Regions from separate parts of the Homo sapiens genome. Here region 2 is linked to region 1. Evidence: read pairs that join two places in POLR2A ChIA-PET (ENCODE). Cell type or tissue: PC-9. All regions are shown on one strand. Each heading gives the region's core, and the rest is flanking DNA. Links, peaks and the distances in the headings are about the cores only.

Evidence for each region. ChIA-PET counts read pairs that join two places held together with the same protein. Peaks named below come from ENCODE experiments on the same cell type or tissue, not always from the same donor. Only the 100,000 strongest peaks of a DNase experiment are listed, where the experiment ranks them.
Region 2: POLR2A ChIA-PET joins it to region 1 with 10 read pairs; 3 of 35 experiments call an interaction of 5 or more read pairs at or near these places.

Annotation. Positions count from the first base shown.
Region 1 is chr11:7,993,752-7,996,668 of GRCh38, forward strand. It overlaps EIF3F (eukaryotic translation initiation factor 3 subunit F), which reads left to right. Exons shown (of 8, transcript NM_003754.3): 5 at 675-766; 6 at 1,231-1,367; 7 at 1,503-1,616; 8 at 2,194-2,917. The coding sequence ends at 2,271. Among named protein-coding and RNA genes, the nearest start is that of EIF3F, 7.9 kb to the left of the region's middle. RefSeq lists an enhancer at 933-2,132. In PC-9, for the core only: no CTCF peak of the experiment used is centred there; no DNase peak of the experiment used is centred there.
Region 2 is chr11:7,939,343-7,942,259 of GRCh38, forward strand. It overlaps OR10A3 (olfactory receptor family 10 subfamily A member 3), which reads right to left and starts at 2,366. Exons shown (of 2, transcript NM_001003745.2): 1 at 2,245-2,366; 2 at 1-356. The coding sequence starts at 178. In PC-9, for the core only: no CTCF peak of the experiment used is centred there; no DNase peak of the experiment used is centred there.

The sequences.
Region 1 (2,917 bases), core at 280-2,779:
AGCCAGTTGGCATACCACTAAGCACTAGCCATTGCCTGACTTCTTAACCTTCCCAGGTATTTCAGACTCCTCAAGATCCAGTATATATATATATATGGATCCAGTATATACAATATATATATAAGATCCAACTATATATATGTATATATATGTAGATAGAGAAAGATATATATAGTTGACATAGTAAAGTATAGATCCAGGTATATAATTGACATAGTAAAAAGAATACCTTTAGTGAGATGACTTATAGCACCCAATGTAATTTGGTGGGCAGGAGTTGGTTTCCTTTTTCAATGCTGATGAAGGGCGTAGTCCCCGAAAAGATTTGTCTCTGTCTCCTTTCCATGGTAGGTAGCTGTCTAGACAGCCAGCTCTACGGGGTAATTGAGTCCTGTCCTCTCGTCACTGACACTGCACCGTGTGTGAAGTAATCCTCTAAAGGGACCAGGCCAAATGCAAAGGCCCCCCTTACAGATCAAGGGTTTGGTATGTGGGAAAAGCTAAGGGGAGAAAGTAACTTTTGCTCCCATGAGACCTCTGGGGTTCATTTGGTCCCACCCTTTCTATCAGAACCTTGAGAGCCATATTCCTGCTGTATCTGCTTTCTCAGCCCAGAATAGACATGGAAACCCTCTCCCAAGGCCATCTGTTTACTTTGGCTTCTCCTTCCGCAGCACTTTAATGGGAGTCCCTGGGAGGACCATGGGAGTGATGTTCACGCCTCTGACAGTGAAATACGCGTACTACGACACTGAACGCATCGGAGGTGAGTAACCTTTCCATACACTCGCGAGAGGCCATAGGCATTTTCAGGGAAGGGGGCTGCTAGTCTGCAACATGGACGGAGGCCTTGGGTGGTTTGAAAAGGGACTATTGATCTAAGGTTTGTGAAGACTAGAAGTCACAGTCATCTCTTGTATAAATGGGATTTAAGGAGTTATTTGAGAAACTGTTAAAGGTGGGAAATGATCAGCACCAGAGGCCACATACCATTCACATGAGATCAAAACCGGTGATGAGCATACCAGGTAAAAGGAGTTGAGCTCTATTAGGAGGAAGAAAAGCTGATAAGGGCACAGCAGGAAGTGTGACTGAGCAGACTGAGTCTAAGGGGAGTTGGGAAACAGAGTTAGTAGGACGTTAAGACCATCTCTTTCCTGGTGGGATGACTGAATTCTCTCTCTTACTGCCCACCACTGCCGCTGCCACCCTGCCAACCAACTTCCATAGTTGACCTGATCATGAAGACCTGCTTTAGCCCCAACAGAGTGATTGGACTCTCAAGTGACTTGCAGCAAGTAGGAGGGGCATCAGCTCGCATCCAGGATGCCCTGAGTACAGTGTTGCAATATGCAGAGGATGTACTGGTGAGAGGGGAAAGAAAAAACAAAGGGGGAGGACATAGTTCTCTATCCTGGGATCACTGAGGCATGTGCTGATGAAATGGTAGGGCTCAGTGGTTATAATTAACTGCCTCATCGAGTCTTTGTTTTGGTACTCAGTCTGGAAAGGTGTCAGCTGACAATACTGTGGGCCGCTTCCTGATGAGCCTGGTTAACCAAGTACCGAAAATAGTTCCCGATGACTTTGAGACCATGCTCAACAGCAACATCAATGTGAGTGCCCTTCCTGAGCCCCTTCTTGCCTGGTTTCTTCCCCCACCTCAGCACATACACTCAAATGTGAAAAGAGTTGGGTGAGGTGACCTGGAGTAGGATAGAGACAGGGCTTCACCTATAGCCCCACTGAAGTCCAGGTTGGGAGGAAGGAAGAGGTGTGTTATGCGTGGTTGGAGACTTCCTTCCTTCTCCCATGATTCCATTGTCTCATTTACTGCTGATACTACTGTGACTTACTGTCTAAATTCGTGATGGAAAGAAACACTAAAATTCAGAGGTTAATGAAAATGCAATTACTTATTTCCCCCATCTGAGTTCACAGACCCCCTATATTCCATCCATGGGTTTCAGCTAAGGCACCCCTAGTCTATAAGTGTATCAGTAGAGATAAGAAAGCCTTCTCAAGCATTTCCTTTCTGTCTTCTACCTTTTTGACTTTTATTCAGTCTCTCCTAGCTGTCATTTATCCACAGCTGTCCTCATACCCAGTGTCTACCATAGAGCTGGCCAAAGCCAGCCTTTTTGCTCCCTTTCCACCCAACCCCCCACTCATTGTGTATTCTTTGTCTTCCAGGACCTTTTGATGGTGACCTACCTGGCCAACCTCACACAGTCACAGATTGCACTCAATGAAAAACTTGTAAACCTGTGAATGGACCCCAAGCAGTACACTTGCTGGTCTAGGTATTAACCCCAGGACTCAGAAGTGAAGGAGAAATGGGTTTTTTGTGGTCTTGAGTCACACTGAGATAGTCAGTTGTGTGTGACTCTAATAAACGGAGCCTACCTTTTGTAAATTAATTTCATCTTATGTGAGTTTATTGCCGGGTGGAAGGGAGGAAAATGTTTTAGATCACACAGAAACTAGGAAGTGAATATTGTAGGTAGAGAAGTTGGTTATGTGTTTGGCATGTTACTGTTTTACCAAACTGTTCTTTTGGTTTTCAATATGGAAAGGTGTCCATTGGCAAAACAACCTTTTCTTGAGGATTCATGTGATTTCTACAGGAAATGAAAATAAGAATCCATGGAGAAAAAATAGCTAAGAAAATTGGATGCTTAATCTGAACTAAAAGAGTAGAGTGTGTAGTCACTATCTTAAAATACATTAATAGTAAGATGGAGCTCTTTGCCACTTTGGTTCGGGGAGGCAGAATTAAGATCTGTGGGTTAAAGATTAAAGAGGTTTCCCCAAAACTTCAGAAAATTCTTAGGTGCTATCTGTAACTCGAGGATAGAGCCTTGAGTTATACTGAGGTCTGCCAGTGGCTCAATTTAAGCAAAGACTAGATGGCATT
Region 2 (2,917 bases), core at 326-2,825, 54 kb before region 1:
ACATGGGAACGTGGAGGCTCTGGTTTAAGGAGATGATGACTGTAATGATGGCATTTCCCATCAGGGTCACCACATAAATAACTAGGAAAACCCCAAAGAGCTGCACCTGGAGCTCAGGAAAGTTAGAAAAGCCCAGGAGGATGAATTCAACCACACAGCTTTGATTTTGTCTTTTCATTTCAGTAGTTGAAACTTATATTGTTTTTATGGACCTGGTATATCGAGTATGAAGTCGTAATCCCATAGCTGTGAGTTCAAGTCTGGAATTCTTGACAGCAGATGTAATGACAAGCTCATTTTGACAGAACTTCAGGTTGGCACTTTTGAAGAATGGCCAATGACTTGTAATAGTGAATCTTTAAAATACAAATAAAGAAGTGAAGTATTTTGGTTCAGAAATCTTGTTTTTAAAGTACAAAATAACAGTAAATGTTATCTGGCAACATCTTTGTTTTGTAGGTTGCTCTCTCTCTCCTCTCTTAATGCCAAGTTCCCCTTTAAAAGCCTCTGCTTTCTTTCCAAAAAGTGAAGCAGTGTCCTTAAAGGCAGGAGCCTATACCTCTTCCCTTAGTTGGATTCTTCAAGCAAAGAGCAACTGAACCTGAGTTTTGGTTACGCCTGGATTGCGAGCTAGTCTGGAACTTGGCTGCAGTCCTAACTCTGCCACTGTCTCCAAGATGGGTCTCTGCCTCTGCTGCACTTGGGTTCCCCATCTGTATGGGTTAGAAGCAGCAGAATGATCCCTTCTGGCTCTGACATAGGTGTTTCTCTAATTTGTTGATAGAAAACTGCAGGCTGCAAGGCCTCAACTCCAATCAGATGGGAGCTGGGCTGAAGGGAACATGGAGTAGTGGTGGGTGGGCACATAGGCAGCACACATGCTGCCTGAGTCACTTTGGGCCTGCCAGTCCCATGCGGAGATGACCATTTTCTTCCCAATCCAACTGCCCCTCCAGAGCCACTCTCAGGGCAAAGCGACTTCATTCTCTCTGCTCTCAACCAGAGCAACAATCCTTGTCTCCCAGTATTCCCTTCACTGTCAGGGCCCACAAGTCTTTAAAATCTGGAGTCCTCCTGGCCTCACGAGTCCATCCCCGCTGACACGCTCCACCTCACTGCCTCTTTTCCTCTCCCTTCACCTCCTCTACCTTTAAACGGAAACCTAACTGGCTATTCCATGTTTTATACCCGTTCCTCCAATCTGTACCTCAAATTTCTGACAAAATAATATCACCCTCCCTCCGAGAAACTTCAGAGTCTCCCCTTATCAGTAAAATACAATGCCCACTTCTCAGGCTGGCATTTAAGGGGAACTAGAGTGATAACAATTGCTTTAGGAATGTAAATGAGGGAAACATTACTTCTGAATGGACAGTGAGGGTGGGAAACCATAATCACAAGATGACAAGGGTGGAAGGTCCATTAAGCAGAGGAGAAAAAGCATAAGGAGGAAGGCTGCCTTGCTCAGATAGAAGGTATTCAATGACACCTTAGTACTAGCATGGACCTCCAAACTGGACTTTGTGTGATGCTTCAAAAACCAGCAGAATTTTACTGTGGGACAAGAGGAAGCCAGGAGGAGAGGACACAGCAAGCTGAAGACATCTTGATTTCATATCATTAGGACATTAGCAGAGAGGAAAAGGCAATTGATTTATTGAGTCTGACCATAGTGATATTAAAAACCAAATATATGTTTTAACTATAACAAAATTTTTTGGATGTAAAAAATCTCCTAAAATAGACTTGGCAGGAAAAAAAAATGCCTAAGTATCATTTTAATAGACAAAACTACATTTTCAGCTCCAGGCCTATAAAACCAAATACGTTTGTAAAATGAGAAAATTTAGAGTATCCTACTAAAAATGGGCAACTTTTAAGGAGCTGATAAAGCAAAGTTACAAAACAAATCTAAATTACTGCCTTCATGAGTAATTTTTTTAAGCTGAACTTAAATGCTCCATCTTTTCCCTTTAACATAAAACAACATAATGCTGATTTAGCTAATTCACTGATATGTTCTACTGGCTCTGGCATTAACTTTCTGTATAATCTTGGGCAAATAACTCCCTCATCAGGGTTTCATCTTTCTAACCAATTGGACTTATTTCTGACCGCTTTCACCCCGCTCCCTCAACTACATACCTCTAAGAATTGATGGTTTGTGCAAGCAAACCGTCTATAGATCTAATTACTGTCGAACTTTTATGTGAATATGAAGGGCACAGCAATTGACTTTCTTACCTGAGCATTGAGTTATCACTTGATAAGTATCTCCAATTATCAGTGAGGATAACTACAGAAGGCAAACCCACCAACAAGTACCAAAGCAGAATCTTCAGATCCTTATCTATTCACTGTCCCTGATTTTCATCCCATTTATGTTTTACCTCTTCAATTAAAAAGCACTTCCTAAATACAACTTAGTGATTCAATGCATTGATTTTAAATTATACTGCATTAAATTTTATGCCCTGAGAGAAATCTTCTCTGGAGAACTGACACACAATTTATACAGACTTTCCTGTATGGGGGCAAGGAATCTCCGCTGCACAAACTTGGAATACGACTCTTCCAGGTTTCCATAGGGAATTAACACCTCTTCACATGAGAGACCCAATTCCACCAAGACCTTTCCCATTAAGAAATGAAAGCAGAGACTGAATGAATGTTAATAAATAGGCACAAATGCAGAAGGGAGAAAAGAATGTGAGCGTGAGTAAAGGCAGAGTGATTTGGACAGAGGATCTGATTGGACAAGATAGACAGTTTGTGCAATGGTAGGAAATGTGTTATGGCAAGTAAATTGAAGTTACTTTGTGGAAAGCCTGGAGATACCAAAACTTATATTTTCTAGTAGTAATATGGAAATACTAAATTTTGGGGGAAAGTCTTTTAGATAATTTTATAGTCGAAA